Regions from separate parts of the Mus musculus genome. Here regions 1, 2, 4 and 5 are each linked to region 3. A link is a loop called in an ENCODE intact Hi-C map of the cell type or tissue named here. Cell type or tissue: left cerebral cortex. All regions are shown on one strand. Links, peaks and the distances in the headings refer to the core of each region. The heading gives the core; the rest is flanking DNA. Region 1 overlaps Hivep3 (human immunodeficiency virus type I enhancer binding protein 3). Region 2 overlaps Hivep3 (human immunodeficiency virus type I enhancer binding protein 3). Region 3 overlaps Hivep3 (human immunodeficiency virus type I enhancer binding protein 3). Region 4 holds the start of Gm38632 (a long non-coding RNA gene). Region 5 overlaps Hivep3 (human immunodeficiency virus type I enhancer binding protein 3).

Region 1 (5,937 bases), core at 681-5,680, 91 kb after region 3:
TGACTTGTCATCTGCCACTACACCCAAGTGCCTGGCACAGATCCGTAGTGAGATCAGACTCAGTCTCTGTAGCTTTCCAGAATGGGGCTTCAGTGGAGGGCTGTGCTTTTGTTTCAAATAAAGGATTTTTTTTTCTTTGCACTCAAAAGCATTCACCCTGGAAAGTGCTGCTGTAGGGACAGAAGGCAGGAGCCAGTCTCCACGTCCCTCCTGAGCATGTCAGCATCCTCCATGTGAAACTCTAAGAGGGGTGGCACAGCCACAGCAAGTCCCCGAACTTTACAGCATATGTGCCTCTCCAGCATGGATCCACTCCATAGCACATTGTTAAAGTGATAAGTAGTGATAGACTTGCCATGAATATTCCAGATAAAATCTCTCTCCACAACAGTTGATGTAGACAAAGGGCATCACAGGAAATGGAAGAGGGAATGAAAGAGCCTGTGTGTGTGTGTGTGTGTGTGTGTGTGTGTGTGTGTGTGTGTGTGTGTGTGTGTGTGTGTGAAACCATTCATCAGACATTGATTTCAATAAATGAAGCATCCAGAATGTCTGTGGCAAGTGCAGGGTGCTTGCATTTCCTTCTTAAACCTCATGAAGCCCAGTCCTGGTCCCATAAACCCCAGTGATAATAGACAGGTCCAATTCTGGAAGCTGCCCCTTCTGTTGCTCTGTGAATAACACTTAAGGATGCTTAAAGATGGAAGGTCAAGAGAACAGAGCCATGGAGAGCCAGATTAGCAACAAGCAAGCTCCCTTACTCCCTGAAAGAAAATGGGAAAAGGCTTCTGTATGGGTCAGCATTTCTCCCAGCAAAAAATGTTAGCAAAGGCTGCCCACGACCCCTTCTGCACTCCCAGGGATCAAGAGCAGGAGCCGAAGACCCCAACATCCAAGCAGGAAGGAGAAAAAGATGAATAGAAATTTTAAAAGGCTAGAAAGGAGAGAAAAGCCAACACAGCCACTTCATCCACAGATGAAGAGTGAGCCACAAGCCCAAGAACACAGAGTAGGCCAGCACCCAAGGACATCAAGAAGAGGAAAGCCATGAGCTGTGTGCCTCTATGTCCCCTCTGTTTGCAGGTGTTTGGACTTGCTTGAGGTGGGATCTTCTGCTGTAAGGGTATTGCTGAGTCCTTCCTGATGGGAGGGGACATGGCACATGCAGCAGGCATGCCTCACACAGAGTACCCTGCAGGCAGAGCTCTGTCCTCCCCACCCCTCCCAGTGCTATCACATAGCTGGTACCACTTCCTGCCCAAACTGCTCCTGCTCACAGGGCTTGAAGGCCACAGTGCTAGAGACAGCCCTAATGCCAACTCAATATGCATTTCCCAATCTTCAAATGGAGAAGCCGAGAACCAGAGAGACTGTTGCATCCTATATATAAGACTTGGAAGCAGGTAACGGGGTGGCTTCCCCATTGGGACCCACAAGTCTCAAGCTTGCCTGCCTCCCAGAAAAGAGGGTCCTCTTTCTTTGATTGTTTGGACTAAACTACCACCCAAAATGCAGAATCATTTTGGAGAGGCTAAGATACAGCATCAGGATTGAAATTTAGAGAAAGGAAAAACTAACAGCCAGCATGGGCCATCCTAGTACTGTAGGTGGACCCACCATAGGACGACCTTGGCTCCTGGGAGGACCAGCCATGGAGGGGAGTCACTAGAACAGCCTGGGCAGAGGGATGCAGGGACCTCCAGGCCTCAAAAAGCAAGGCCCTTGCACTGCTCCTTCCTGTGGTGCCACAGGCTCAGCCTCTTGCCTCCAAGTCTATGCTCTTGTGCCTCCTCAGTGAGGCCTTTCCCAACCACATGGAGGGAAACTGCCTCGATTCTCCTGCCTCTTGTACCATGCTTGGCTTTTCCCTGCAGCACCTACTGCTTAGACTTTCTATCATTCACTTACTGTTTATTTTATCATCTATCACCTTCTGTTTTCTGATAACCTCGAACAGACATGGAGTTTGGGTTCACTCCTGTGTTCCCCAGGTGTGTTAGCTAGTACCTGATACATAAATGCTCAATAAATACCAGTTGGGTAAATGAATGAAAGATAGGCCTTCCCTCCACTCTTTCAATAATACCTACCTATTCACCTACACACACACTCACACACACCCACACAGGCACAAACATGCACATGTATAGTCACATACTCACATTCTAGAATACACATATGGACATGTATAGTCACACATACTCTCACAAACACATGCACATACACTCACAGGCACACACATGCATGTACCAACATATATCCATGCACACACATATGCATGTGTGCACACACAAGCACAGTCACATATGCACATACATTCACACATATGTACACATACACACATATGCACATGCATGCACACATACACATACACATACACACACTTCTGTCCTTTCTCTTCTTTTCCACCTGTACCCAGTCATTCATTCCTATTAACAAGTACATATTAGGCTAAAGCTAGCACAATATGTAAGACTTGGATGCCAGTGGAAATCTGTCTCCAGGGAATGATGGACAGACACTTCAGTCTTTAAACTACATGTGAACTAAGTTTTGATTTTCATGCCTGTAATTAACTATTCAGTGTGTTAAGTTGAAAGTAAAATTAGAGGTGAGATTAAACTGGCCCTCATCCCCAATAGCATCCTACTACAAATGTTCCTCAGGGTGACAGTCCCTAGGATGTAGGTAGGCTGGTGAGATGGGGTAACAATCCTTTTCTAGCTCTGAAATTCGACTGTTACTTCTATAATGAGGCAGCTGAGAAACTTCCCATCAGGCAGAAGGATATGAATTAATGCAAATTTCCCACATACATAAAACATGGTGCTTTCGTCTCAGCCCATAAATGCCTTTACCTTTTAGCATGCTCACTCCCACGTGGGGGTTGTGTGGAACAGATTTCAGAAGTTCTAGAAGACCATGCGGCTGCCAGCCGTGTGAAACAAGGGAACATAGGCAATGCCTCTAAGAAGGTGGCAGCCAGAAATGATCACAATCTAAAGGGTGTGTGGTCAGTGCAGCACATGATTTTCCTAGTCTCCTTCTGCGACTTTCAGACTGTTCCAGATTTTTCTACCCAGAGCCTTACCATGACCTTACATTTTTTATCTTTATTTGTTCTGTCAGGTAAATGCTACCAGGTTGGTGAAATGAACCTTTTCTCAAGGCCACAAATATTCTAAAATGTGGCTGTTGCTTCTTTGGGTCTTCCTGAAGGTGGAACACCTATTTATTTTTATCTTCTTGGACAGTAGCCTGGCACCCTGGAACCGTGGCTGTTCCTTAAGTGGAGAGTAATTAATGACTTTCTCAGTAGCTAGTGAAGAGCTGTGTGGTATCCCCAGACACCACCCAATAGACAGTGCTCCCTATTCTTCCCTTTACGGCTCCTCACGGATCACCTCTGCTGTAGGGAAGGCAAGGAAAGAAGAGTCACCTACGAAGGCTGATGGAGGCCTCTGAGGAAGGCATGAGCAGACTTCCCAGGGACTTATGCTACCACTACATTTAAATATATACATTTACATACTTTACATAACACTACAGGATGCTGTTAAGACATATGAGTCAGTGGTTGGTTCATCATTCAGTTAAGTACCATGTGTGTGTGGGGGGGGCTCTCTTTTCCTCTATTTATCTACATTCTTGGTATCTTGGTAATAATAATGCATTGCTTGGCAATAATAAAAAAGTAACCAAATTCTGTTTAATTGAAAAAAAGTAATGTACAACTGTCCAGGATAGGACAGACACAAGAGGCAGAACTGAATCATGGGTTGGAGACAAGGCAGGACATGAGCTGAGTGTTGGTGGTCTTCAAGGTATTGCTGCCTCCAACCGCATCTTCTCCCTCTTCCTGCGATCCAGACACCAGGCGCTGACAAAGGCACAACTGGGATGAGGGAGGCAGGGAGAAGGAGAAGCTCTCTGACCACGTCATGACATTCATTTGGCAGTTTCTGAGAAGTAGGAATATCTCAGGGTGCTTCTATTTAAGGTGACCGGTGCTGGGCATAACGAGTAAATCCAGAATGCCAGAATACGGAGGAGAAAGGGGGCGTTTCCTCACAGGGAAGGTTGAGTGGAAGGCTGACAGCTGAAGCAGGACCCCAGGCTTATGGTGGAGAGTAATGTCCAGAGGTGAGGGAATCTGATGGGGAGGAGGTCTCTTCTCACAATAACTACTGGTACAGCCGATCACAAGTCAACATGCCATCCTCTCTGACTTTTTCTGGTAGCTTTGGGATACATGCTGCAGATCCGGCTTCTCTGGTTCTTGTGCCAGGTTTGGCAAAGTGAGATTCTGCTGTGCTATCCTCCACTTGGTGGGTCTTGGGTAGGCAGCCCGGGTGCTGATGTACCTGCAAGCAGGGAGAACATGTATCAGAATGGAGCTTTACTGTCTTGTTTCCATTATGTCATGATGTGCAGAATGGAAAACGGATGAGTGGGAGGTAGGCAGGGAGGAAGGCATATAAAAGGTAAACAAGGCCAGAAGGGTTGATGGAGTGTCAGGAGGAAGGACTCACAACATCAGAGACAGCATGCAGAAAGGGGCAGAAATCATGCACACTCAGGAAGGCCAGCCTGGGCTGGTTCACACAGATCCCTGGCCACGACTGTGTCACCTTCTGCTTTGCCCATCTGCCTCCTGGTCCAGAGGGGACCTTCCCAGCCCTGCCTCCCCTTCCCTTCCTCCTAATGGCCCTCCCCTAAGCATATCAGAGAAATGAACTTACTTCTACTACTTGGGTCACTGTGCCTCTTGTCCAGCTCTCCTGGGGCTTCTGGAAGTACATGTCTTGGAGATCCCGGCTCCCTCTGAGTGTCAACATCTCGGTCTCTGGATGCACTGGAATCTGCCTCTGTAACTTCTTTTCTTCCTGTTCTTCAGGCAGGTGGCAGGGTGTTTTGTCCCTCGCTGGACAAGACGCAGCAGGAGTGGGCAACGCAGGGCCAAATCCGAGACACCAGACTGAGAGGGACAGGAAGGGGAGACACGGGCAGTGCTGGGTGATCTGGACCACCGGTCACCTCATTCTAGTTCACAGGTGGACAGCTAGATGAGGGACACCTGGTGGACCAGAACTGCAAATCCAGTGTACAGACAGGTTACCTTTCATGGAACATTGAGCTCTTTCAGCACATTGGTCTTCATTAACATGCGTGCTAGCAGATCCACTTCCTGGGACAGGCTCATGCTTTAAAACACATCAAAACTAGCCAGAGTCAAAGAGCTGATCTGCTTTGGCAGTCCCCATGGAAACAAATCTAGCAGCACTTCTACAAAGCTCCTGGAATGGGCCATCCTCTTGCTAAGGTTTCCCTCCAACAGATGCCCACTTGGAATGCCCATTCCCCCAGAGATATGTAGCCCAGTGGGTGGGACATGGCATTAAACAGCACCACCTGGATCAACCCCAGATGGGTCAGGCATGTCCCTTCTGCATTATAGCCAAGGACTGTGCCATGCCAGGCTGGATCAACGCATTACAAGCACAATCGAGAGCCACAACTATGATAGTAACTGCAGTGCAAGAATCCATTCCTAGAGAACACAGCTGAAAGCACACACTCTGTATGAGTAACTTGGACATTAGCATACATCTGAACTACCTGGAAGACTTATTAAAACAAATCTTTGACTATAGTCCCAGTACCCTTGTTTGGTGGGTCTGAAAATGTACATTTCTAACCAGTTACCAGGTACAGTGGCTGTGGTCCAGATGCTATGCTTTGAGCACTTCAGATCCGTACCAAGAGAGTTAAATGGTAGCACCTATTAACATGAAATCTACCACTAATATCTGCCTGTCTGTCTATTATCAACCAGGACCTAAAAGAGAGGCAGGAAAAACTACAACACAAAGAAAACTTTTGACCAATGTAACACATTCATTATAAGACAAAAAACAAGGAAAACCTTAATGTTCT
Region 2 (5,937 bases), core at 356-5,355, 59 kb before region 3:
GGGCATCTCTAGACTTCCATCCTTCAGCCTCAGGGTCTTCCCAGGGAAGAACCATCCTCCTCCAGGAAGGGCCTGGCCCAGGAAGGCAGCTCACAGGACTCTTTCTGCCATGTCTTTGCTTGTACTGTTTCATCCCTTGTGTTTCTGTCCCTTGTACCTTCCCCTGTAGAGGCTCATCATGCTCCTTGACCATTTAGGGAACGCAATCCACTCTCCTTCCCGTGCTGTGTTTTCCTCTGGTTTTGAAGACTGGATTTAAAACCTCCACTTTCAAAACTCCGATTCCACTAAAGTATTTCTGCCTAAGCCCTCTCCCCCACCCTGGATTTTGTGAGTTCCAACAAGGGGCAATGTTTGGTGCTTAGTGGATGCTCAACACATGTGGAACCTGAAAGGTTCTTTCCTTGTGTGCCCCACTGCCTAGGAGAACAGGCAGCCTAGGAAAACAGGCAAACCTCCATCGGTCCCTGGGGGACTCCAGGCTCCTCCCACTATCAGCTACTCTATAGGAAAACAAACTCTCATAGCAATGGTAATCTCCTGTAACTTGCCTCTCATGTACTGACTCCTGGAAATCTGACCATAGGATGAGGGTCCCACAGGCACCCTGGCGCACCTGACTGAGTACAGAGAGGAAGGGCTGAGATCTTAGGAGGGAAGGTAGCCTCTTTGATGTCTAAGTCTGGGCCTGAGAGGGGGAATTAGGGGGTCTGGGAGTCTCCAGCAAAGGTGGGACTATAAGAGGGAGTGACAGGACGTAGGGAGGGAGCACACACATGTACCATATCTTCTCTCTCCCGAAAAACTGTATCTAGTCATGTGTATACACATGTACATACACATAGAAACGTGGAATCAGAGAGGGGCTATTTGTGATGAGGAACAAGACCTGAGGAGGAGGCAGGAGGACCAGTGCAGACAATGGGCCAAATGTATTATGGGGTTTATGTATAAAATGCTATAGTTGTATACTAAATGTTCTACATTTAAAGTTGCAGTGAGGGCAGAGAAGAGTAGCTGAGATTTAATTTTGTGCCAGGTTGGCTGGCATTGGATTTTGATGGCCAAGTATTATTCTGGGTGTGTCTGTGAGGGACACACCCTGGATGAAATTAATCTGTGACTCAGTAGACTGAGTCAAGCACATTCTCTCCCTAAAGTAGGTGAGGATCATCCAGCCAATTAGGGCATACCTAGGACACGGAAGCCAAGGAAGAGGGGACCAGACCCTCCTGCTGGCCCACAAAAATAGCAGCTCATCTTCCAAGGCTTTGGGATCAGAAGGAAATAATTGGTTCTTCTCTTGGCTTTCAGATTGAAATTGACTCTAACAGATCTTGGGACTTGTTGATCACCATATACATGAGAATCAGCTTCTTACAACAAATACACAGACACACACACACACACACACACACACACACACACACACACACCCATTTCTCTCCCGGATATCGGGATCTTACAGAATCTCATGACTCTGAATGAGCACTGACCACCTCGTCATACTCAGAAGTGGTCCTATTCATCTGGTAGTGCCTCTCTGGTAAAGAGACATACACAGGCAAGCGTTCACGTATGGTGCTATGGGAACAAACACATTCCCCAAACCTACTTGGGCAGCCCTTCATAGATTTGGGCACAACATACCCATACCCTCACATCATCCTCAAGGCCCTGGTCTCCACATGAGCCAGGGACCACAATTAGAATTTAGCAAAGAGGGCTGTAACAGAGACAATGACCAGGAGGGCTGGGGTGGGGGATGGGTCACACATATAAGAACGGTTAGCATAACCTCCTGGAAGAGCTGACTTTAAGTCATGTGGTACAGGGAAGGCCATCATGAGCCTGAAGCTCAGTGTGTGGACCGCTGTGAGACCTGCAGGTTTGGGAGAAATAAAAGAAATTCCTAAACCAGGCTCCTCTCCTGCCTGTTTGCATTTGTTTGTTCGTTTGTTTTCTTGGGGGGGGGTGTTTCTGTTGCTGTCTTCTTGCTTTTGTCTTTTGAAATGGAGTGTCACATATGGAGTGTCAGACATCTCAGGCTAACTAAGCATGATCTTGAACTCTTGATCCCTTTGTCTCCCCTTCCCTGGTTGCATGGGTTTGCAGGCATGCACCACATGCCCAGATTCCCGACGTTGGTTTTAAAGAAATCCACCGGTGTCCAGAACCAAAGCTCATCTAGGGCAGGCTGTGAGAGCTGAAAGGGGCATGAGGGCCGACGCTGGAGAAAGTTCTTGGAGTACAAGCATAAGGACCTCAGTTCAAATCTGTGAACAGACATAAAATCAGGTGCTGTGGTGTGACTGTAGCTTCAGTGTTCCTGGGCTGAGGTGTGAGGCAGAAATGGGAGAGTCCCAGCAAAGAGCCTTTCTCAAGCAAGATGGGGGGAAACCCTGAAACCCCTCTGGCTTGTTGTCCTCTGGCTTCTTCCCATGTGTGTGCACGTGCATACACACACACACACACACACACACACACACACACACACACACACACAGGCTCTCCCTGGCAAGCCATTATGAGCCTATTTGTTTAAACTCCTAAGGAAGCTTTCAAAGCCAAAAGTCAGAGAGGAGCCCCCTTGAGGCCTGAGGCAGCTCCCTCCTGGGAAGGGAATCTGAGGCCACAGGTCAAGGCCAGTAAAGCACCATGGGGAGGCTGCAGACTGCAAGCTCTGCTCAGCCTCACCAGGGCGCAGGGGCTCCACGTCTCCTCTGCTATATACTGACAGCTGCGAGGAGCAGATCCGCTCCGAAGCCTCCACGAAGCCGCAGTCAGCAGCCTAATTTTAGATTGAGCATCTGCTCTTCCGTCCCAGAGGCCGCTCTGTCTGGGATTTGCTCCTTCTGGAACTGGCAGAGAAACAAATCCCATTCTGTGGATACAGACACCGGTGGTGTCCAGATCAGAGCTGGCCCACAGGCCCCTGCAGTGGGGAATCCCAGCAGCCATGCCATACCTGGACACTCCAAGAGTTTCCACCTGTTTTACTGCACATTCATGGCCAGAGTCTTGTAGGCACCATCTAGTCTTGTAGGCACCATCTTCGAATTCCATCCTGACTTCTCAGAAAGTTGTCACATAGGGACTTGCCTTAAGCAGACCAGGCTCTTTGGACAGCAGTGGCTTCTCTCTGAATCCCACTGCTAGCTCCCAGCACAGGTCCTGAAGCATCCTTCCCAGACATTCAGTTAATGTGTGGGACATAATGACAGTTCAGAAAGACACGGGCTGGGGAGGTAGAGGGAAAGGCCAACGTCTACTGATTCTAAAGAGTTTTCTCCATGGAGAAGGGAAGCAAAGTTGGGTTTTGAAGATGCGTGGGCATCTACCAGGTAGGTGGGTATCCATCAAAGGAGAAGCTGAGAGATGCCAGGAAAACAGATGAAGAAGCCTAAGGATACTGAATGGTGGAGGCTGGTACCAAGGGAGCAGGAAGAAGAGAGAGGGAGACTGGGGGATGGGGGATAGTGAGTAAGGTGCTGTTGTCTTGTGCTTCTGGCTCTGGGGCCACTGTTTTAGGCCTCTTGGTCCTCAGCGCCTGCAGTAGCAAGGCCACCTGTTGCTCCAGGCCCAGTTTGACTACAGTGTGATGTTTGCTGTCTCAGGATTCTTGAAGGATGACCCATAGCCCAACAGGCTTCCACCTGCCCCAGCACTGCCCCAGAGGCACACAAGGCTCCAGGTGTGGGGAAAGCCCCACTGATTCCCCTACCTTACCCTGGTTAAGTACCTTGTTTATGTCCCTCAAACCTTTATGGAGAGAAGAGCTAGAGAGCTTGGAAGTGGCCAAGACCCTGTAGGAGCCTTTCTGTCTGTCTATCTATCCTTCTCCTATCTGACTCCCCAACTATCTGCCCTGAGGACAAAGCCCAAGCATCTAGGGCCCAGACCAGGCTGCCAAGACCTCATCTGGCCTTGGGAAAAGAAACAGAGAAGCCAGGAAGAGGAGCCCCACCCTAGGGATCCCGATTTTCTCCCCTTGAGATGGAATGAGTTAAAAGCTTATGTAAAGAGATTTGCAAATAGATCTTACAAAACAACATTTGGATGATTTAAGTGTTAAGGAATCAGAACCATATGGATTAAATGTTATGTATGGTTTTAAAAATTAGAAGGAAATGTACTGGGAACACACATACATATAAAATATGTAAGGATGGACCACATTTTTATCTTTGTGGACATGGAGTTATTTGAAAAATACAAGCCAACACTCATCTGGCTTCTCCCAGGCTGGCCCTCCAGGGACCTCCCCGGGGTTGTCTGTTCCTCACTCAGTGGGCTCAGGTCCCTTCCTGGGGAAGACCTGAGAAAGAGGCTTCTGAGAACGGTAGAAAGATTCTGTAACCACAGGACAGTTGGAGACAAACAGCTGGCTGAGGAGCAAGCAGCTGGGAGATCCCAGAGACCAGATGGGTGGTCTCTGATGTAAGGGGACAGTGAAAGAATCAGATAACTTCCCAGGGGACCTTTGGGTTCTTCCCAGAGAGGATGGGAGCTGCCTGCCAGGAGCAGGCGCTTTCCAAGGCCAGCATTTCCCACTCACCTGTGTCTCCTACTTAGTTCACTTCTGACCCTGAGAGGAATCAGTTATCCGCACCACACAGGAAGGAGGGCATAGAGGAGGGAGGGCATAGAGGAGGGAGGGTGAAGGTCAGATTCTAGTATTCAGCAAGCAATGAGCCCCATTACAGCCTGGAGCTCCTGATCATGCATGCACTTCTTCACACTACCCCTCACTAGAAACAAACAAGACCTGTGAGACCAAGTCTAACTTCTTTTTTTATTATAGGTCTCTCTCTCTCTCTCTCTCTCTCTCTCTCTCTCTCTCTGTATGTATGTATGTATGTATGTGTGTGTAACACATAGGGAGGCCAGAGGTTGATATCAGATAACTTCTTCAGTTGCTTACTATCTTATTTTATTATCATTTTTTTTTTGAGATAGCATCTCTCAGGGAACCTGGACCTCACTGATGGAGCTCGACTGACTGGTAGATAGGTCCTCAGGATCTACCTCTTCCCACCCCTCCAGTCCTGAGATTACATCTCTGCTCAGATGGCTCCAGCTTTTCCATAGATACAAGGGGGAGCGGGATCTGAACTCAGGTCCTCATGCTTGCGTGGCAGCACTTTACTGACAGAAATGTCTCCCAAGCCAAAAAAAGGAAAGGAGAAGAGGAGAGGAGAGGAGAGGAGAGGAGAGGAGAGGAGAGGAGAGGAGAGGAGAGGAGAGGAGAGGAGAGGAGAGGAGAGGAGAGGAGAGGAGAGAAGAGAAGAGAAGAGAAGAGAAGAGAAGAGAAGAGAAGAGAAGAGAAGAGAAGAGAAGAGAAGAGAAGAGAAGAAAAGTACTGGCTCTTCACTGTTGAAGTTTATCTGACTAGGTACTGAAGGCTCCTGTTCACCCTATTGTGAGTCTCAGTTGCATAGGCACTGAGAGAAGGGGGAAGCATACGCTGAGTTGAGCCAAATCTGACCAGCCGAAATGTCCTCATCGTGGTGGAAACAAGAGAAGCTGAGACCCTGAAGTCACATTGTGCGGGTCACTGTGTTAGGTGCTGGGAGGGACCTTCTGCAACCCTTCCTGGCCCTATGTGGGGTGTGGGCTTGCCCTACAGGGCAGGAAGCACGTTTTCTGTAAGCCTGGATCTCCCACTCAGCCCCTCAGAACAGGGCCAATGACCAAACATCCCTCAAGTGGCCACGCTGAGTAGCTTTGTCAGGACTGTTAAATGCCACAAAGGCAGAAGTCTGGCACCAGGAAAACTGTCATGGCACCCATCTCCCACATGGCCAGGCCCCTATGATCACATCAGCATCTGATGCTTCTTAGATGCTCATAAACTAACTGACAGACATCCAGGGAGCAGGGGCAGGGGAGCTGTCATTTCCCGTCTATATTCCCTCTACTCCCTGTTCACACCAT
Region 3 (5,937 bases), core at 522-5,521:
AGGCCTCAGTGAGATCCTGTTGCAAAAGCTAAGGTGGCTGGATCCTGAGGGATGACACCAAAGGTTGCTCTCTGGCCTCCACGTGCATAAAATAAGCCCTGACACATTGTTATTATGTTAATGATTATAGGACTGTATCCCATAGTACCTGTGTATTCTGTTATGCCTGAGAGTGTTTAAGGAAAAACAGAAGCCCAAAGAAATTTATTTCTTTTTCTCTGTGTAAAAGTTTAAGAAGTTCTGAGCCAGCCCAACCTGAAAACAGAGACTGAAGCTAGAGTCCAAGGAGGTGCCAGGTGACTTGTCAAAGGTCCCCAAACCAGTTATCTCACATCTTAGATTCCTTGTCAGAACAGACACACCCAATTGTCAGGCTGATCCCAGTTCAGGTGGCCCTGGGTCCCTGCTGCTTCTTGGCCACTTTCTGCTCTGCTTCAGGTGAATTCTCCTCCCAGTGCCTCAGTTTCTTTATCAGTAAAATGGGTCAATGATTCAGGGAAAGTAGAGGGAAGGCTGTTGGGTGGGCAGCCATACCACAGACAGTTCACGTGTGCCATCACTGTCCTAAAAATGAAGTAAAAAAGCCAACCACTAGAAAATCCCCACTGTGAGCTCTCCCACTCCCAAGAGGGTGGATTACAGTATCTTTCCACCTTCTGTAGCAGACTATGGTGCAATGACACCTGAGCCCCGATACACAGTCCACGAGATGATGTTGTATTTGGAATAATTTCACAGCCACTCGAAGGCTGAATTCCCTTGGCCTCCTGCTGCTTCTTGTAAAGGAAACAGAAAACGTCTGAAAATAGATCCTGAATCGATGCTCCTAAATGTGGCAATGCCCAAGAAGCCTGCAACAACTGGCCCTGCGTGGCCTCAGCAGCCCAGGGGGGTTTCCGGGCAGCCCGGATCAGATTGCAACAGCCCTAGAGAGTTGGAGGTCATGAGCATGTAAGGAGCGACTCCTTAAATGGGGAACTCCGGGAAGCCTGCGGGGAGAAGTGCCCAGGGTACTTAGGCAGGCGCTATGAGGTCAAATGTTTGTGACTTTCCCCATTCTGGGACAGCCACAGGCTTAGTGTGCTCAAAGAGGGAGGCCCTCTCTCAGCAGTCACTCATAGGCAATGGTGAGGTAACACCTTGCATTGTCCTAGAGACTGCCCACTGAGCGCTGGGTATACTCTGGACTCAGAAAGCAAATACAGCCAAGTTGGAGGAATAGGGTTGCCCCACGAACTTTCCCTTCCTGGAAAGAAAGCTGGGCTTCCCCGGGTCCTCCCTCCACCTCAAGCCACTGTACCAACCCACACTGTATTACCAAATGTGTTTCAGCCTCAGCTTCCCAATGCTATACTGTGTGGTTACAGACAGCTCTGTCAAGCAGATGGGGTTCACATTCACTTTACAGAGGAAGAGAACAGCAGCTCCCAGAGACCAGACAGTCAACTCTCAACTCCAGGCTGCCCAGTCCAGCTTCCCCAACCCCAGCACAGCGGCAGCCATGACGTATTCCCATCTGACATCAACTCAGTGTTTCTGAGGTGTTTCCACAGCCGCCCACTATCCAGCCGTGGCCAGCTCTTTCCTACCCACCACCATGTTATAAACAGGAAGCTGTCTATTCCCAATTTAGAGATGAGCAAATCAGAGCAGGGAATTGAAGACACTTGCCTAAAATCGCGCAGTTAGAAGTGGCAGCGGCTCCAATTCTGAAGTGATGGGCTCCCCTTTCTCATCCTTAGTGCGCAGAGCCACACGGCTGGCCAGCAGCAGGAGTACTGGTGACAGGGCTGCCACCCACCACGCTCCCAGGCTCCTGATCCTACTACCTTCTTTTCTCTGACTATTCCATCTCTGAGGCCATGCCAAGAGCAGTGTACTGCACAGTCGGCTGAGGGTGATGAGGGCCACCCTGAGCATCCACAGCTCTTCTGTAGCTCTTCTACTTTGACACACAGACACACACACTGCAAACCTGGAGGGGCTGGGGTGGGGGCGGGGTGGAGAGAGACACTGAAAGGTTTAAAGCATTTCTGGAGTGGCACAGTCCGCTTCCCTGCAAGCTTGCTAAGATAAGCCTATGAAAGAATGTCGCAGAAAGTGGAAGCCATCGTGCAGAAGAGTCACTCTGAGCGTGTATCCCGCGGGGTCACTTGGTCTAATAATCCCCCTTTCCACAATCTAAGCCCTGGTAAGGTCTCACATTCATCCTGATTCTGACAACTAACATGGGAACTCTTGGGAAGCCCCAACACACAATTTGACAAAATGTAGTGGCAAATGTAAAGGTAACATGTGAGCAATTTCCTGAGTCCAAGACCTTGGGTGGGCTCTGGTCTCCTAGCCCATGACGCTGCCCCCTCTGGGGCTTCTAGAAGACCATTGTCTCCATGACTTATGGTCCCTGCTCTGGATTTTCTCCTCTGCCCTGTTCTGGGTGGCCAGGAGCATAGCTGGCCTCTGAAAGCACAAGGGAGCAGGGCCAACTTTAACCAGGGAGGCAGAGAGCAGCCTAGTGACAAACACATTCACTGGTATTTCTCGTGACTTTTAAGACAAAACACTGAGGCCAAAGGGAAGGCTCAGAGAAGGGAGACCCTTGCTGAATATCACACAGCACAGCTAGGATGGGGGAGGAAGTGTGGTCAGGAGGCAGCTCTGCTTGTTTACAGAGAAGGAAGGAAGGCATACCGCCCGCCCCTTCCCCTCTTCTGTGTCCCTGGCATCTTCCTATCTTCCCCTCGTCTCCCTCAGCATCATGTCAGACAGAACAGGTGCTGGGGAGGAGGAACCTGCCCATCCCCACCCGGGCATCCACCCACCAGCTTTGGGTCCTGAGTTGTTTTTCCATGGGGCTGGTATTGGCTCCCTCCCACAGCCTGACCCATTCCACACTCCCACCCACCCGAGTCAGTGACTAATGGGTCCTGTATCTGACTAAGATGCCCTTGCAGGTCTCACTGTGGAAATAGCCCCAGCATCTTTCTCTTTACTCACTAGCCCATTGCCTTGGCCTGGGGTCTCTTGAAGGCCCACAGAGTGCACAGAGAGAACCCAAAACACAGGCGAGTCACAGGCTAGGTCACAAGGACATGAAGAAATGCCTCCCTACTTGTCTTGCTTTCCCGATGGCTGCTGGGAAACCTAGGGCTACAGAAATTGGCAGCCGTGGCCTGGGTTTCAGTTCAGTCGTGACGATGTGAACTGGCTATCCTTTTATTTAAGGTTGTAGCTCCTGCTTCATCCCATGCCGGCCTACACTGCAAACTAAAGGATGCCGGGCACATAGTGGGTGCTCAGCACATCTCTGCTTTGCCCTTCAGCTGTCTACAGTATACTAAGAAGACCAAGGACCAAGGCATTTCTTCATGTTGGTTGGCCAAGAAAAATGCCAAGAAATGCTTCCATGTTCTAGATTTGACCTGGATTTACCCTTATGATAGAGCATTAGAGTTTGGACCTGGAATATACTCTGCTTCAAGTGGATAATCACCAAATCTTATCTGTCAGTTCATCTACTTGTTTGTTTGTCTTTTTCTCCTTTCTGTCTTTCTGTCTTTCTGTCTTTCTTTCTTTCTTTCTTTCTTTCTTTCTTTCTTTCTTTCTTTCTTTCCTTCCTTCCTTCCTTCCTTCCTTCCTTCCTTCCTTCCTTCCTTCCTTCCTTCTTCCTTCCTTCCTTCCTTCCTTCTTTCCTTTCCCTCTTGCTTTTTTCCTTCCTCTTATCCATCTGTCCATCCTTCCATCTTTCCTTCCTCCTTCCAATCATTATTCAACCATCCATCCATCCATTCACTCATCCATCTACTAATCTGTCCATCCACCCATCTACTCAACATTTAATAGCCACTACACACAGGCCATGAGAAACTTCTAAGCCTCCATATACCCCACCATTGACTCAGACACATAGCACAGTGGCTAGTGACTCTTCCTACACTGGCTGAACGTAGAGATAAAGAGAGCTGCCCCCAACCCATGTCTGACCATCCAACACTGCCTCTCTTCCCGTCCACGTGCCTGTCTCCTGGAAGTGAGTTCTGTGTTAACAGTGATTCCAAGTTGAGCCAGGGGTTCCCTACAAGGCATAGGTTTTCCCTAGATTGCATATCATTTGATGTATGCTCCCCATCCCACAGGGATGATATGTGCTGCGTGGCATATCATCTGCAACACCTGTACTCTTTCTTTTTGCCCTGTGGGTGGGCTCAATGCTTTACAAGTAGGAAATGTCTCCCCCTGACCCCCAACCAGGCTGGCCCCCTTTGCTGTACTATCCTGATTTTATTCCCTTTGGCTCCCTAGAACCTCCTGCTTCTGCAGAGAACAGCATGGAGAAAGGCAGTCTCTGAAGCTAGCTTTGGGCTCCAAGTCCATTTGACCTTGTGTGACCTTGAACAAGTTGCTAAACATCTCCCCACCTCAGTTTCACTATCTATCAGGATGCAGGAAAGAGGAAAAAATACAACCTGGCAGATATCTGCTGATCCCACCCAGGGCCAAGTGCCCCATGCCTGGATCAGAGAAGGAAATCAAACCTCCCAGCCCCCACTTACTGGTTGGGAGGGAGAAAGGTTGTGTGAGTCAGGCTGTTGTCCCCAGAGAAGGACAAGGAGCTGGCCTCTGAGGGTCAGCAGGTTCATACCGACCCACTGACTACTGACTCTGAGACCAGACTAGTTCAAGTCTTTGAGATGACAACCATGACTAGAGGTTCCAGTCAGACAGGAAGATTACAACGCTATGGAAAATTCTCCCACAGTGCTGAATGTCTGCCACACCTTGGAAGCTATACTCTGGGGCTAACATGTCTGATAGGAACCTCTATTTCACATTCAGCTCTTTTCCTGTTTTGTTTTTATTTTTCTGCCAACTCTGCTGTGTGGGTGAATCAGTCAGGAAGAACCTGTTAAAGCCTGGTGTTCTGGGGCTTGCTCATCTGAGGAGTGAGCAGAGAAACTGCTTACACCGGCATGCAGCTGACATCATGACACCACCAGTGACCAGTCAGGGGCTGGGCACAACCATACACTGAGGAGGTGAGAGCAGGGCCTTGAAAAGGTTAAATGAATGCGAAGATCTCAAAACCTTGGCCAAGGGGTCCTCAGCTTCCGGGAAGGATGCTAAGGAATCCAGGGGCAGAATGGTGACCAAAGGCCCAAGGGCATGGAAAAAGTTACACACCAAAGGCCCATCACTTAGTCCCTGGCCACGAAGAACCCCAACATCTATGCTCTTTCTGGGACCCACTTCCTTCAACTGTGCAATGGGAAACTGTGGTCCACCCACCTGCAGGAAGCAATGGGGGTGTGGTTCTATAAATATAACCTTTATGATCCTTCTTACCCTCCTCACCATTATCACCATCAGCATCACCATTGCTGTCATCCCGGCAACAACAGGGCAGTGGACATTCACTGAGCATTTGTTTCCTGCCAGGCGCAATTCTCAGAGCTTCAGTTAGCGTTCTCCATTTTACCTCTGCAGAGTGCATCCCACCCAGTCACCTCTGTGCAGTGGGGGATCAAGGCTCAGACAGCCCACACCACTAGCCTGTTCCATTAGTAGACTAGAACCCCACTGCATGCTCTCCTGAGCCAGAACCGTTGACCTGAATGTTATATGCCCTCTGCTGCCACCAACTGGGTCCACTGAGCTTCTCAGCAGCTGGATTTCATCATTTGCCCTGGACCCATCTAAGCTCTGTGAATTTTCAGGGTCCCAATGTACCTGGAAGGGCCCCAAGCTGTTCAGTACTGTGCTGAGCTCAGAGCATAGTGTCCTTCCCACAAATGAACGCTCAAGAGAGCCGCTACTTCCAGCTTCCAGGTTTCTTGGAAGTGTTTGACTAGGTGACCTCTCTGGCATCCACAGCCATTTTTCAGGCCCCTAGTTGAGTGCCTGTTTCTGTGCCTGGGGGATACAGAAGGACCCCTGAGC
Region 4 (5,937 bases), core at 278-5,277, 67 kb before region 3:
CTAACTCTGGGGACATGGGGACAAGGGAGTTTTCTGATGAGTGACTCTTGGCCACAGACTGGGGCACAACAGGATGTGTGTGTGTGTGTGTGTGTGTGTGTGTGTAGAAGCAGTTGTGTGAGTGTGAACAAGTATATGGAGTAGAGTGTGTAGGAGAGAGTGTGAGCTTGTGTGGATGAGTGGACAGGATCATGTGTGTGTGTGTGTGTGTACACGAGTGCGCACACATGTTATGTGAAAGACAGAAGGGGTGGGGGTGGAGGGATCTACTTCTACAGTGGGTCTATGTATAGAGATGGCTGTTGAGTGTGAAGCAGTATACAGGCATGTCTGAGGAAAAGACTGATTGTCATGAAGTTCAGTTATCCCCGCTTCATGGAGTCCCAGAAACAAATAGTGCATAGTAGGTAGCTGATCAATAGTTCATCCAATAACCAATCATGTAAACCGATGTGTTTCTCAGTGCACTTCTATAGGTGCCTGCATAAAGCAGCAAGGTTGGTCCCAGCAGGGAATCGCCTCACATCTGCATGCAGTTCAGTTATGGGCGAGCACTGGGTGGGACGCTGGGTTCTGGTCCCCGTTCTCAGTGTTTTGACGGTAGTTTAACTGTCTCTAGGAACTACTCAGTGGATTTGGTCACTACTGGGCGATCTCAGGCCACTTGTGGCTCTGAGCTCCTGGCCATCCTCCACCCAAGAGGGCAATTAGAAATCAGCTGTCAGTTTGTTTGCGGCACTGCATCAGCTCTAGGAGAAGCAAGCCTATATAATTTGAAAAGGGCTACAGCCAACAAGAGGAATGATGGATTTGACAAAGTTAAACAGGTTCTTGTCCTGCAGGACTTTTCAGAGCCTTTAATTTGCTAATCTGGACTGATTGGCCAGATGGGTAATAAAGATCTTGTGGAAACTTCCAGACTTAAACGAGGAAACCTTTACTCGTGGCACAGCCTTCAGAACGAACGTTCCATGGAACACACTGGGAAATCTGCAAGCCAGCACAAAGGACACTTGTTAATGCCTGCTTCTGTGCAGATGATAGGGCAGAAATGGTGTTCTAGGTCACAGAGCAGAGCCATGGCAAGTGCCTGCCCAGTAACCACTCAAACTACTGGAACCAGTACACACACACACAACTTCACAGTTACAAAACAATTTAACTCACAGGCCCTCAGTTCTCCCTGGAGGACACTCATCCCCATTTTCTAGACGACAAGAGCATAGATGAATGAAGTTTGGACCACTCTGATCTGGGTGAGCCACTGCTGTGGGCTGGTCTCTGTGGTCTCCACCAAACAATACACAAATTCACTATATTCTTATAGGTGAGCAATGGTCACTATGTGAAACCCCTATTAAGAACTCAAGGCTGATGCCACCGCACCTGTTCTGCAGCCACCATCAGTCCTGTCCCAAGCCCAAGCACCCTGCACATGCCAAGCGGCTAGGGTTGGTGCTCTTAGAAATACCCATGGAGCAGGACTCTGGGAACACTAGTCTGTGAGGCCCAACATCTCCTTGTCAATGTCAACACACTACCTACCACTGAGAGGTATGGACCCCTATGTACCACCCCCTACCCCCTCTGAGCCAGGTGCCATTCTGCCAGGGATAAGGAAGAACCAGATCAGGGCTACTTTCACTCTCTTAACAGTGAGCGCGCAATGAGCAAAGGCTGTGTGCTCTGACAGTCTGAAACTGACGAGGCCTCCCGGGGAAACGTGGCCAGAACAACCAAACCCATTGAGCAGTTCCCAGAGGTATGTAGACCCCGCGGTGCGTCCCTGAGAAGGGACGAGAATCCGCACAGGACCCTGGAGTCTGCGCACCCAAGGGCGAATGGGGCTGCGCATCGCGGCGGTGTGCGGGCGCGGGAACGCTCGTCACCCTAGGATGATGACTGAAGTAGCGTTGGGAAAACGCGAGCGCAGAGCGCGTGCACCGGCGCAGAGCCCGGGCTGCTCGCACCCAAGGGATCCGGGAAGCTAGGACCGCCGCGCCCACCCGCCGTAGCCTCGTTGCTGCGGGGTGTTCCGTGCTCCGTGCTTACCTGCGGCCGGCTGGGCTCTGCGCTTCGGGCTGGCTGCGCTGGGCTGCGCCGCGCCGGGCTAGCTGCGCTAGGCTGCGCCGGGCTGCGCGCCCGGCCTCCGGCGGCTCGGCAGCGCCCGCGCGCTCGGCTCCGCCCGGCTCGGCTCCGCCCGGCGGTGCCCTGGGCGCTCGCTTGGCGGCCCACGCGGCGCGGGGTGGGCGCGGGGCGGGCGCGGCTCTGGGCCGCCCCGCGGCCGCTGGGAAGCTCCTTATTTGGGCAGTGATGTCAGGGGAAGTCGCAGGGGCCGGACCACCCACTTCTTTCCATTCTCTCCCCAGAGTTTCCTGTTGCCAAACCCGGGGACCCCACTGTCTGTCTGGGGCGAGCACAGCCTGGCCACCAGCTGGTCCGGGATGCCCGGGCAGCAGGGGTCATGGAGCAGCCTGGCGACGCAGCGCGTGGCGGCTGGGGCTTGGGATCTGCGGCTGGGGAATCCCCGGCTCCAGCAGCCACTGGGAGGGTCTGCGCGGCCGCCTCCACTGTGACAGGCCGTGTCACTGTGGGCACCGCCCCTCCCTCCCCGCCCGCCCTGGCTCCCGCGCTGTCATTTCCTCTCAGGCTCTCCAGAGAGGACAGACAGGGAAGCCCTGTCGTTGGGTGCCATGCCTTGGATCCACAGGGCCAGGAGGGTGCCTATCGCCTTTTCTAAAATGAGCTCCGCCAGTAGTCTTCCTCCCAGATTCCAGCCCTATCTAGAAAGCCCATGCATTCCCAGGCGGGAATCAGCTTTAAGGATTGCTGGGAGCAGAGGACCTGGCAGGATCTCTCTGGGCTCTGACTGGGTGGAGGTGGGAGTCATCAGGGACTTCCCAGTGGTCAACCCTTACTAGAAGCTTCTTCATCTAGTACCAAACCTGCCTTACTTTGGTCCACATTGGGAACAGCAAAGAATGTATTTGAGGCAGTCCCCCAATTGTCCCCACCAGCCAACACAAAGCAGTGGCCTTGAGACTTTGGCACTGTCTGCAGTCTACAGGTGCCTGTACAGACCCTGAGGGGGTTATTGTGAGCTGCCCTGGCTTGGCTGACTCCAGGCCTAGCTTGTCGACCCTGGAACAGCTTCAGCAAGAGGTTATAAGGAGCAGGGGCAATCAGACTATAAAGAAGACACACTCTCTGGATCATAAAGGTCTGCCATTGTTTCTATTTGGATCGGGTCTTTCCCCCAAAGGATCCTTAACAGAACCAAGCTTTCTCTGGCTCCAAGGCCATGATCTCAAACACACCTGAGCCCAGTAGACAGAGCTATTGACCCTGAGTATTTCTGTGCCTTCCTACAACAGCTCCACCAGAGCCCATGCTTTCCCTCCAGATCCAGGTCAGAGCAAGCTGATCACTTCCAGACCACCAGCCTTAACAGAGGGAGCCCCAGCTATCTAATGGCTGCCACACTCCCGGGAGCTGAAGGGAGAGCACTACGGCTGTCCTGCTTATGGGAAGGGAAGGCAGGGGTGACAGTAGCTGAGCCTGATCACCCACAGCTGCCTGCTTGCCCATCAGTTACCAAGCTTCCGAGTAGTTCTGTGGATGCCACTCTCCCCCCCCACCCCGCACTTCCAGCAGCCCAAGCCCAGCTTGAATGAGGCCATGTGCTCTCATGTGCATGGGACCCCTCCTCCCCATCCCCATCCCATTTCACCCCAAACAGCTGCACTCCCTGCAGCCCAGCTTCAGCTGGCTCCTATAGTAAATCAGTTCTCACTTCTTGGGGGCCTTTGCATAACTTCTATTATCCTGCTGTCAACCCCACCATATCCAGATCCCTGTCCCCATCCCACCCCTCCCCTGTTCTCAGTGGCCTGGTAGAAGTAGCTTTAGGCAGAGAAAATGAATGATCGCTCTTGCTGCGGGTAGGCGACAACCTCCCTTTTAAGAGTTGGCTCTGCCCTAGCTCTACCAGAGGCTCTCATGCTGCCACAGGTAACTCAGTGGCTCCTGCTTCTACAAATACACCTGCATCTGTGACCCCGGCTGCAATCAGTTGTGATGGACCCTCCTCCTCTAAGACTGGGTCTTATAGGGACCCCTCTACCTTGGTTAATCTGTCCTCTAAGACTGATCACGGAGGGAGCCAAACAGTTGCATACGGAATCATCACAGAGCCTCTGGTTCTGGACTGAACTGGGATTGGGCGGCAGGGGTTGTCAACAGGGCCAGGCTGGGCGCTCAGGCGAGGACGCCATGACACTGCGGTGGAATGGCTGCTCTGGGGGTTCTCGCCAGATGATTCTTGATGAGGACTCTCCAATACCCTAGGATCTCTCTCCCTACTGCTCTCCCTTGACCAACTTCTTTGCAGCTTTTGTCAGGCAATGATATCTCCATATCATCCAAAGTGAAGAGTCCCGAACTGGCCATTCTGAGCAGGAACAGAGCGGGTTGAAGGAGCATGCCTTCAACAAACAACTACAGCTCTACTTGATCCCTTGACCCTCTGAGATACACAGGCCATCCAGCAGTGGCTAGGATGGTCAGCCAGGGAGCTCTCTCCTGCTCCTCCCACACCAAAGCTACTTGACACTCAGCCCTATCACAGTGGTGCCATCGTTCCTCACTGGAGACCACAAGGTCTTTAGGACTCTGGCTTCCATGCTCAGGGTCAGTCTCATGACAGGTATCCCAGGGTCAAGGCCAGCTTCTGTCTGCCTCTTCTTCATAACTCAGCAGCTCCTCCACCCTAGAGGCTGGATAGAACACAGTAGGCAGATGGTGCCAGATGCCATTTCCTTCCTCTGGGTCCAGCCCCTGCCTATAGCAGTGCCAGGTCTTGAGAAAGCCACTGCCTGCCCCCAAGGGTTCTTCCCACATTCTTTCATTCCTGAGATGTGAATCAGGCACTTCTTTGCTGCGAACATGCAACATGCAAGCTGATGTCCTGGAACATCCATCCAAGGGTGGAAACTGATAGGCAACCATTCCTTTCCTGGTGCTTCTGCTTGCCAAGTTGAATGTGAGGAGAAGGAGATAGGCACCATGGGGCAGGGAAGAGGCCACATTCCTTCTAAGGCTCCAATTCAAAAAGATGGCAGTCCAGGTGTTCCAGACTAGAATGCTAGATGCTAGTTTCCATGGAAATGCTACACACACATACACGCACATGCATGCTCTCTCTCTCTCTCTCTCTCTCTCTCTCTCTCTCTCTCTCTCTCTCTCTCTCTCACACACACACACACACACACACACACACACACACACACACACATCTGCTCCAAAGTCAGCATCACAACATAGAGACTTCACAGTCCTAGAACTCAGGACAGGGCTGACATCTGATCTGCATCTCCATGTGCAGTGTCCTTTGCAGCTCCTAACAACCAAATGATAGGCAGGCTTTTGGAATACTCTGTGGTTCCTAAGGTGTGGGGCCTGTCACAGTGTTCTTGGCAGAATTTTCACGGTAGGGGTGAGCAACCGCCCCGAGGGCCCTGGCTTATTTTTGTTTAGGTCTTCTTCCTATCAGTCATTCATTTTTCCACCTCTTTTCCCCTGTGGCTATCATTTTCTAGACTCAGATTCTCTGTGCCCCTCCCTCCATCCCTCTCCTCTCTCTCTCTCTCTCTCTCTCTCTCTCTCTCTCTCTGTATGTGTGCTTATGTGTATGTGTTTTGTGGTGTGGGGTGTGTGTGTGTGTGTGTGTGTGTGTGTGTGTGTGTGAGAAAGAGAGAGAGAGAGAGAGAGAGAGAGAGAGAGAGAGAGAGAGAGAGAGTTAGTTCATGCATGCGTTTGGCATTCCCTGCCTCTCCTGGGGAGAATGCTGGAGGTCTCAGCATCTCTCTGGGTGTCCTTTGGATTCCCTTCAAGCCTCTCTTCCTGCCTGAGCACTGTGCAGCCAGCCAGCCCCCCAGC
Region 5 (5,937 bases), core at 350-5,349, 63 kb after region 3:
AATTCCTACATGCAAATGTCTGCTGTGTGACTTGACACATGATTATTTCCTAATTTATGGATTTATGTTTTATAAAAACATCAAGTCAAACAGAATTTGAAAGTCTATCTAACCCACTCTTACAAACAGACTAAATGCCACTCTAGTCAGAATTACCCATGGAAATTTAGAGTATAGGGTTAATTATGAGTGCATCCTCCAGGGCTTGTACAGTAGATCCTCAACAAGCTTACAGGAGATGAGCTTGCTGGGGTTGGTGGGGAGGGTGGAAGCGAGAGACTAGGGAGAGGAGGGGCTCGGAGGACAAACCGCCAACATCACCAGCCCACCAGTGTTCACACCTGTCCCAAGCCTATAAATTAGTCTTCAAGTGCCTTGTTCCAGAGGAGAAGTGTCCAAACAATATGCTCATCTGGTGAGGAGGAACTGCAGTGTGCACACCAGATGCATGTGGGTGCATCTCCCTACACCACAGCCAGGCTAACTTATTCCGGCTCCAGTGTTCAGGACCAAAAGCCAGCCACAAGCATTTCACAGCCAGGTCTCACCCTATGCTTCACAGACAGTCTCCCAGCCACCCACAAGAGCTTGATGGATTGAGTAATTGGAGAAATCCACGTAAACCTGAGTCTGAAACAGCAGGAGTGGCTCTTTGCCTCCTGAGCAGGGCCTTTTGATTGCTTATCCCACCAACTAAATCACACAGAATGTAAGCAATGTGCTACCCATTCTGTATAAGAGAGCAAATGTCCACAGCACCTAAGTGTTAGGGCCTACAGCTGATTCCAGGACCCCCCAACTAGAGGTTAACAGACACCAAATGTCTATTCTGGAATCCTTGCTTCCAGGCCACTACCACCCCTTCCTGGAGTCTCCACCTAAGAGGAGAATATTGTCCTTTGCAATCAATGGCCATGTGGGTGGGGACTGGCACTAAGCCAGCCTGCCAGCCCCCAGCAAGAGGCTTAGCCTCATGAAGAACAAGTTGCTTGCCCCAGCTTTCTGTAAACCCATGGAGCTCTCCAGGGTACTGACCCTCATTCTTGTCTTGGGGCAAGACAAGAACAGACTATTCAGAGTCCACCTATATAGTTGTATTCTTTAAAAATGGCTCGCCATTAAACCATTTGTGTCATTTAAGAAGATTCTGTTGTCACTTTTAACCTCCATAGATCTTTCTGAGAGGCCAGCTAGCCTCTGTGGTGTATGGGTCGTGGACTGTCTTAAGAACACCGCTGTAGTTTTTGAAGTTACCAGATCTTCATCTTGGATCCTGCCTGTCCTACACCTTGTCTGTGTCCCCTTCCCAGTCCCTGCCTATCAACTCCAGATGTCCTGAGTGACCCTTTTCAGCCCTTAGAGGGCTCTGTAGCTGGTTATTGATTTGTTTATCTCTCTCCCACTTGCCTGAGTTCCCAAGCTGCTGCAGGGCCTGGCCAACTGGAGCATTGCCAGCCAATCATCTGGACTGTCTTCCTCATGGTGGGGACAGTGGCCCCTGCTGGTCTCCTCTGAAGAACACATATCATTGTAAACTCCAGTATCTGTGCTTGCTTGCTTGCTTTCTTCTCCCTCTCCCTCTCCCTCTCCCTCTCCCTCTCCCTCTCCCTCTCCCTCTCCCTCTCCCTCTCCCTCCCTCTCTTTCCATTTGTTCACTTTGTTTAAGAAAAGAATTGAGCAGTGACTGGGTTATCCTCACTCCCTCACTCTATAACATAACGTAATAACAGTGTATTTTTTAAAAACTCACTTTGCTCTATTTTAAGGACCTCGGATGCATCTGTCTCATTACAGATCACCTCTCTATAAGACTGTGCTGTCATTATCCCACTCTCACAGGTAACAAAGGAGATGCTACACTAAGGGGAATAGAGGGGCGTGCACACAAAGAGGTCTATGACTCACCCTGGCAGTCAGTCCAACATGGCAAACCTATAGTACATATACAGTTCAGGCCCCTCCAGAGATGTTCCCACCCTCATGGTATGCTGTGGAGGTTGGGGAATGGCAAGATGCCAGGAGGAGATAAGAAATAAAAGTTGAGAGGTAAAAATAAAGAAATAAGTGAGTCTTTTGCAGGGGGAGCTAAAAGAAGGTCAAATTCATGCAGTAGAAGCCACTGTACCCACAGAGATGGATCCTTGTCAGACACCTAAGTTAGAGCTAGAAATGCTGCTTAATTTAAGGACAAACATGCAGAGGCCCAGAGAAACCCCTAAGTGCGTACATTATAGAGAAACCCCTAAGTGCGTACATTATAGAGAAACCCCTAAGTGCATACATTATAGAGAAACCCCTAAGTGCATACAATGCCATGGCCATTGGCCATTCTAAAAAGCTGTTTTATGTTAGCATGAAGAACCCCAAGGTCCTATTTCACAGAACAAAGCAAGCCCAGTCACTCAAATGTTTATTGCTTAGAATAAGCAGTTCACACGTCCAGGGGACTGCCCAGTCCCTCCTAGGGGTGGGAGCCAGAGGCACTCCTTCCCTTTGTACCAGTCCTTCGCCCACAAAGGAGCACCAAGGTCAAATTCTGCAAAGACTGAAAATGGGCAGGTGTTTCACAGAAAGCCACAGACTGGAAATCAAGCCAGCGTGAGGCTGTCTGAGGAGACATCTGAATTCCGACTAGCCAGCAGCCTCCTTACGCTCCTCTGTAACAAGTGGATCAAATCTGCATTGTGTTCCCATCTGGTCACCTTATTTTCAGAGTGGTGGTGACAAGTTTGTCCAGGAAAGGAAATTAGCAAGTATCAAGCCCAGACTGATGAGCAGGCTGTGGGGAGGGGACTTCAGATCGGCCATTTGCTTGAGAATCCAGCAGTCTAATAGCTCCCCACTCGCAGAATGAGAACACTCTTCCCTTGGAGACACACTCTGAAGACAGATGAGCACGGCTGTGGCGGCTCTCTGCTCCCCAGATACAGCCTGTGGGAGGATGCAGGGGCTCAGTGGCCCTAGAGTCACTCAGAGTAGAGCGGTTTCCTGGCCCTGGGTGAACTTAATCATGGTCACAAATACGCTGAGGCCTGTGAGAGTCTTGGAGCAGCTGTCTCCCGGCTCTGAGCCAAACCTCTCACTTTAGAGATGAGGACAGGCATTGAGGCTCTGGGTTTTTATGCCTGGTATAAGAAGCTTTGGATTTAGTAATCCAAACCCTAATATAGAACTCTTTCCGCCTGGCCAATATGGGGGACCACTCTTCGTCAAACATGGCTTGTCTTCCTGGTGCCGTGGAAGCATTTCTGGCAAGGCAGCTGGAAAACTGTGACTCATTACCTTCCAGGCCATCTCCACCAGCTGCTCCTCTTCTCAAACACACTGAACAAGACGCAGAGGCACAGAGGAGGCCGAAGAGCCCATGTGCTCTCTCCCAGTCAGCAGCAGGGAGTGAGCTGTTACTTCTCTCCCCAGGAGTCTGGTGAATAGAGGCTGCCGTGGAAACCTCCTCTTGGCTGCCGTCAGTACAACCACCCTTCAGCATCCATAGGAGATTTGTTCCAGGGTTCCTACACCACCACAGGAGAAGTCTCAAGTCCCATATATAACATGGTACAGTACTTGCATATAACCTATGTACCTTTCCACAGTATACTCTAAATAATCTCTAAATTAGTATGCAACACAATATTATGTAGTCACTCACTACATATTACACATGCAACTATATATGTGTGTGCATATATGTGTGTGTGTGTGCATGTGTATGCCTATGTGTGCTTGTATATGTCTATGTGTATGCATATATATGTGTGCATGTATATGTCTATGTGTATGCATATATATGTGTGTATACATATATATGTATATGTATACATACACATATACATATATATGATGTATATGTATATGACCTGGCTAAGGAATAATGACTAGAGAAAAGACATCATATTCAATCCAGATACCTCACAATAGTTTTAAAAATATTTTAGATCTGCAGATGGTTGAAACAATAGATAGAGAACCTAAAGGTGTAGACAGCAAAAGATATGTTTTTAAAAATCAAAGCAGACACTGAAACTTATAGAGGAGAAAGTAGGGAAAAGCCTCGAAGATATGGGTACAGGGGAAAAGTTCCTGAATAGAACAGCAATGGCTTGTGCAGAAAGATCAAGAATCGATAAATGGGACCTCATAAAGTTGCAAAGCTTCTGCAAGGCAAAAGACACCGTCAATAAGACAAAAAGACCACCAACAGATTGGGAAAGGATCTTTACCTATCCTAAATCAGATAGGGGACTAATATCCAATATATATAAAGAACTCAAGAAGGTGGGCTCCAGAAAATCAAATAACCCCATTAAAAAATGGGGCTCAGAGCTGAACAAAGAATTCTCACCTGAGGAATACCGAATGGCAGAGAAGCACCTGAAAAAATGTTCAACATCCTTAATCATCAGGGAAATGCAAATCAAAACAACCCCGAGATTCCACCTCAGACCAGTCAGAATGGCTAAGATCAAAAATTCAGGTGACAGCAGATGCTGGCGAGGATGTGGAGAAAGAGGAACACTCCTCCATTGTTGGTGAGATTGCAAGCTTGTACAACCACTCTGGAAATCAGTCTGGCGGTTCCTCAGAAAATTGGACATAGTACTACCAGAGGATCCCGCAATACCTCTCCTGGGCATATATCTAGAAGATGTCCCAACTGGTAAGAAGGACACATGCTCTACTGTGTTCATAGCAGCCTCATTTATAATAGCCAGAAGCTGAAGAGAACCCAGATGCCCCTCAACAGAGGAATGGATACAAAAAATGTGGTACATTTACACAATGGAGTACTACTCAGCTATTAAAAAGAATGAATTTATGAAATTCCTAGGCAAATGGATGGACCTGGAGGGCATCATCCTGAGTGAGGTAACCCAATCACAAAGGAACTCACACAATATGTACTCACTGATAAGTGGATATTAGCCCAGAAACTTAGGATACCCAAGATATAAGATACAATTTGCTAAACGCTTGAAACTCAAGAAGAACAAAGACCAAAGTGTGGACACTTGGCCCCTTCTTAGAATTGGGAACAAAACATGGAAGGAGTTACAGAGACAATGTTTGGAGCTGTGATGAAAGGATAGACCATCTAGAGACTGCCATATCCGGGGACCCATCCCATAATCAGCTTCTAAACGCTGACACCATTGCACACACTAGCAAGATTTTGCTGAAAGGACCCAGATAGAGCTCTCTCTTGTGAGACTATGCCGGGGCCTAGCAAACACAGAAGTGGATGCTCACAGTCAGCTATTGGATGGATCACAGGGCCCCCAATGGAGGAGCTAGAGAAAGTACCCAAGGAGCTAAAGGGATCTGCAACCCTATAGGTGGAACAACATTATGAACTAACCAGTACCCCTGAGTTCTTGTCTCTAGCTGCATATGCATCAAAAGATGGCCTAGTTGGCCATCACTAGAAAGAGAGGCCCATTGGACTTGCAAACTTTATATGCCCCAGTACAGGGGAACACCAGGGCCAAAAATTGGGAATGGGTGGGTAGGGGAGTGGTGGGGGGGAGGGTATGGGGGATTTTTGGGATAGCATTGGAAATGAGGAAAATACCTAATAAAAATAAAAAAAACAAGTTATAATAAAGCAAAACAAACAAACAGAAAAAAAATCAAAGCAGAAGCCTTCCTCTCACAGGGTTAGTGGTCTCTGATGAGCATGAGAGACCATTAAAATGGCATTAAGTGGAGAGCCCCAGACACACTCTCTAATCCACAACATGAAGCATTTCCTTCTGGACTCCAGGCCCCAGCCCCAGGTCTGAACACCAGGTCTGTATGAACAGCTTGGGGTCCTGCATTAAGGACCCATGAGCAAGTGATAGTGCTGCCTACAGACCCAGTGTGGGGTCATGCGGTAAAGGCAATAGTTTCCCCCACCTTGGTGGCCTGGGCTTTGTCACCTAGGGCTCCAGTGACCTC

The links. Hi-C counts contacts between places; a loop is a spot of excess contacts. Peaks named below come from ENCODE experiments on the same cell type or tissue, not always from the same donor. Only the 100,000 strongest peaks of a DNase experiment are listed, where the experiment ranks them.
Region 1: a loop joins it to region 3, with 2.2 times the contacts of the local background. A loop is called at or near these places in 3 of 42 quality-filtered maps.
Region 2: it touches region 3 in a loop (4-fold over the local background); 13 of 42 quality-filtered maps call a loop at or near these places.
Region 4: it touches region 3 in a loop (2.2-fold over the local background); 13 of 42 quality-filtered maps call a loop at or near these places.
Region 5: it touches region 3 in a loop (7-fold over the local background); 3 of 42 quality-filtered maps call a loop at or near these places.

Annotation. Positions count from the first base shown.
Region 1 is chr4:119,871,078-119,877,014 of GRCm38, reverse strand. The region is part of intron 1 of Hivep3 (human immunodeficiency virus type I enhancer binding protein 3); the gene reads right to left. Among named protein-coding and RNA genes, the nearest start is that of Hivep3, 59 kb to the right of the region's middle. In left cerebral cortex, for the core only: no CTCF peak of the experiment used is centred there; DNase peaks (open chromatin) are centred at 2,854 and 3,406; H3K27ac peaks cover 471 bases.
Region 2 is chr4:120,021,061-120,026,997 of GRCm38, reverse strand. All of the region lies in intron 2 of Hivep3 (human immunodeficiency virus type I enhancer binding protein 3), which reads right to left. The region is part of intron 1 of Gm38632 (a long non-coding RNA gene); the gene reads left to right. Among named protein-coding and RNA genes, the nearest start is that of Gm38632, 9.4 kb to the left of the region's middle. In left cerebral cortex, for the core only: a CTCF peak has its summit at 2,667; DNase peaks (open chromatin) are centred at 2,796, 3,357 and 4,283; H3K27ac peaks cover 3,479 bases.
Region 3 is chr4:119,961,948-119,967,884 of GRCm38, reverse strand. All of the region lies in intron 1 of Hivep3 (human immunodeficiency virus type I enhancer binding protein 3), which reads right to left. Among named protein-coding and RNA genes, the nearest start is that of Gm38632, 68 kb to the left of the region's middle. In left cerebral cortex, for the core only: no CTCF peak of the experiment used is centred there; DNase peaks (open chromatin) are centred at 1,557, 2,071, 2,764, 4,771 and 1 more place; H3K27ac peaks cover 3,244 bases.
Region 4 is chr4:120,029,081-120,035,017 of GRCm38, reverse strand. The region is part of intron 2 of Hivep3 (human immunodeficiency virus type I enhancer binding protein 3); the gene reads right to left. It overlaps Gm38632 (a long non-coding RNA gene), which reads left to right and starts at 1,625. Exons shown (of 5, transcript XR_003955100.1): 1 at 1,625-1,762. In left cerebral cortex, for the core only: no CTCF peak of the experiment used is centred there; DNase peaks (open chromatin) are centred at 992, 1,851 and 2,272; H3K4me3 peaks cover 2,454 bases; H3K27ac peaks cover 2,681 bases.
Region 5 is chr4:119,899,050-119,904,986 of GRCm38, reverse strand. All of the region lies in intron 1 of Hivep3 (human immunodeficiency virus type I enhancer binding protein 3), which reads right to left. Among named protein-coding and RNA genes, the nearest start is that of Hivep3, 87 kb to the right of the region's middle. In left cerebral cortex, for the core only: CTCF peaks have their summits at 465 and 1,464 (motif pointing left); DNase peaks (open chromatin) are centred at 445, 1,462, 2,701 and 3,271; H3K27ac peaks cover 2,625 bases.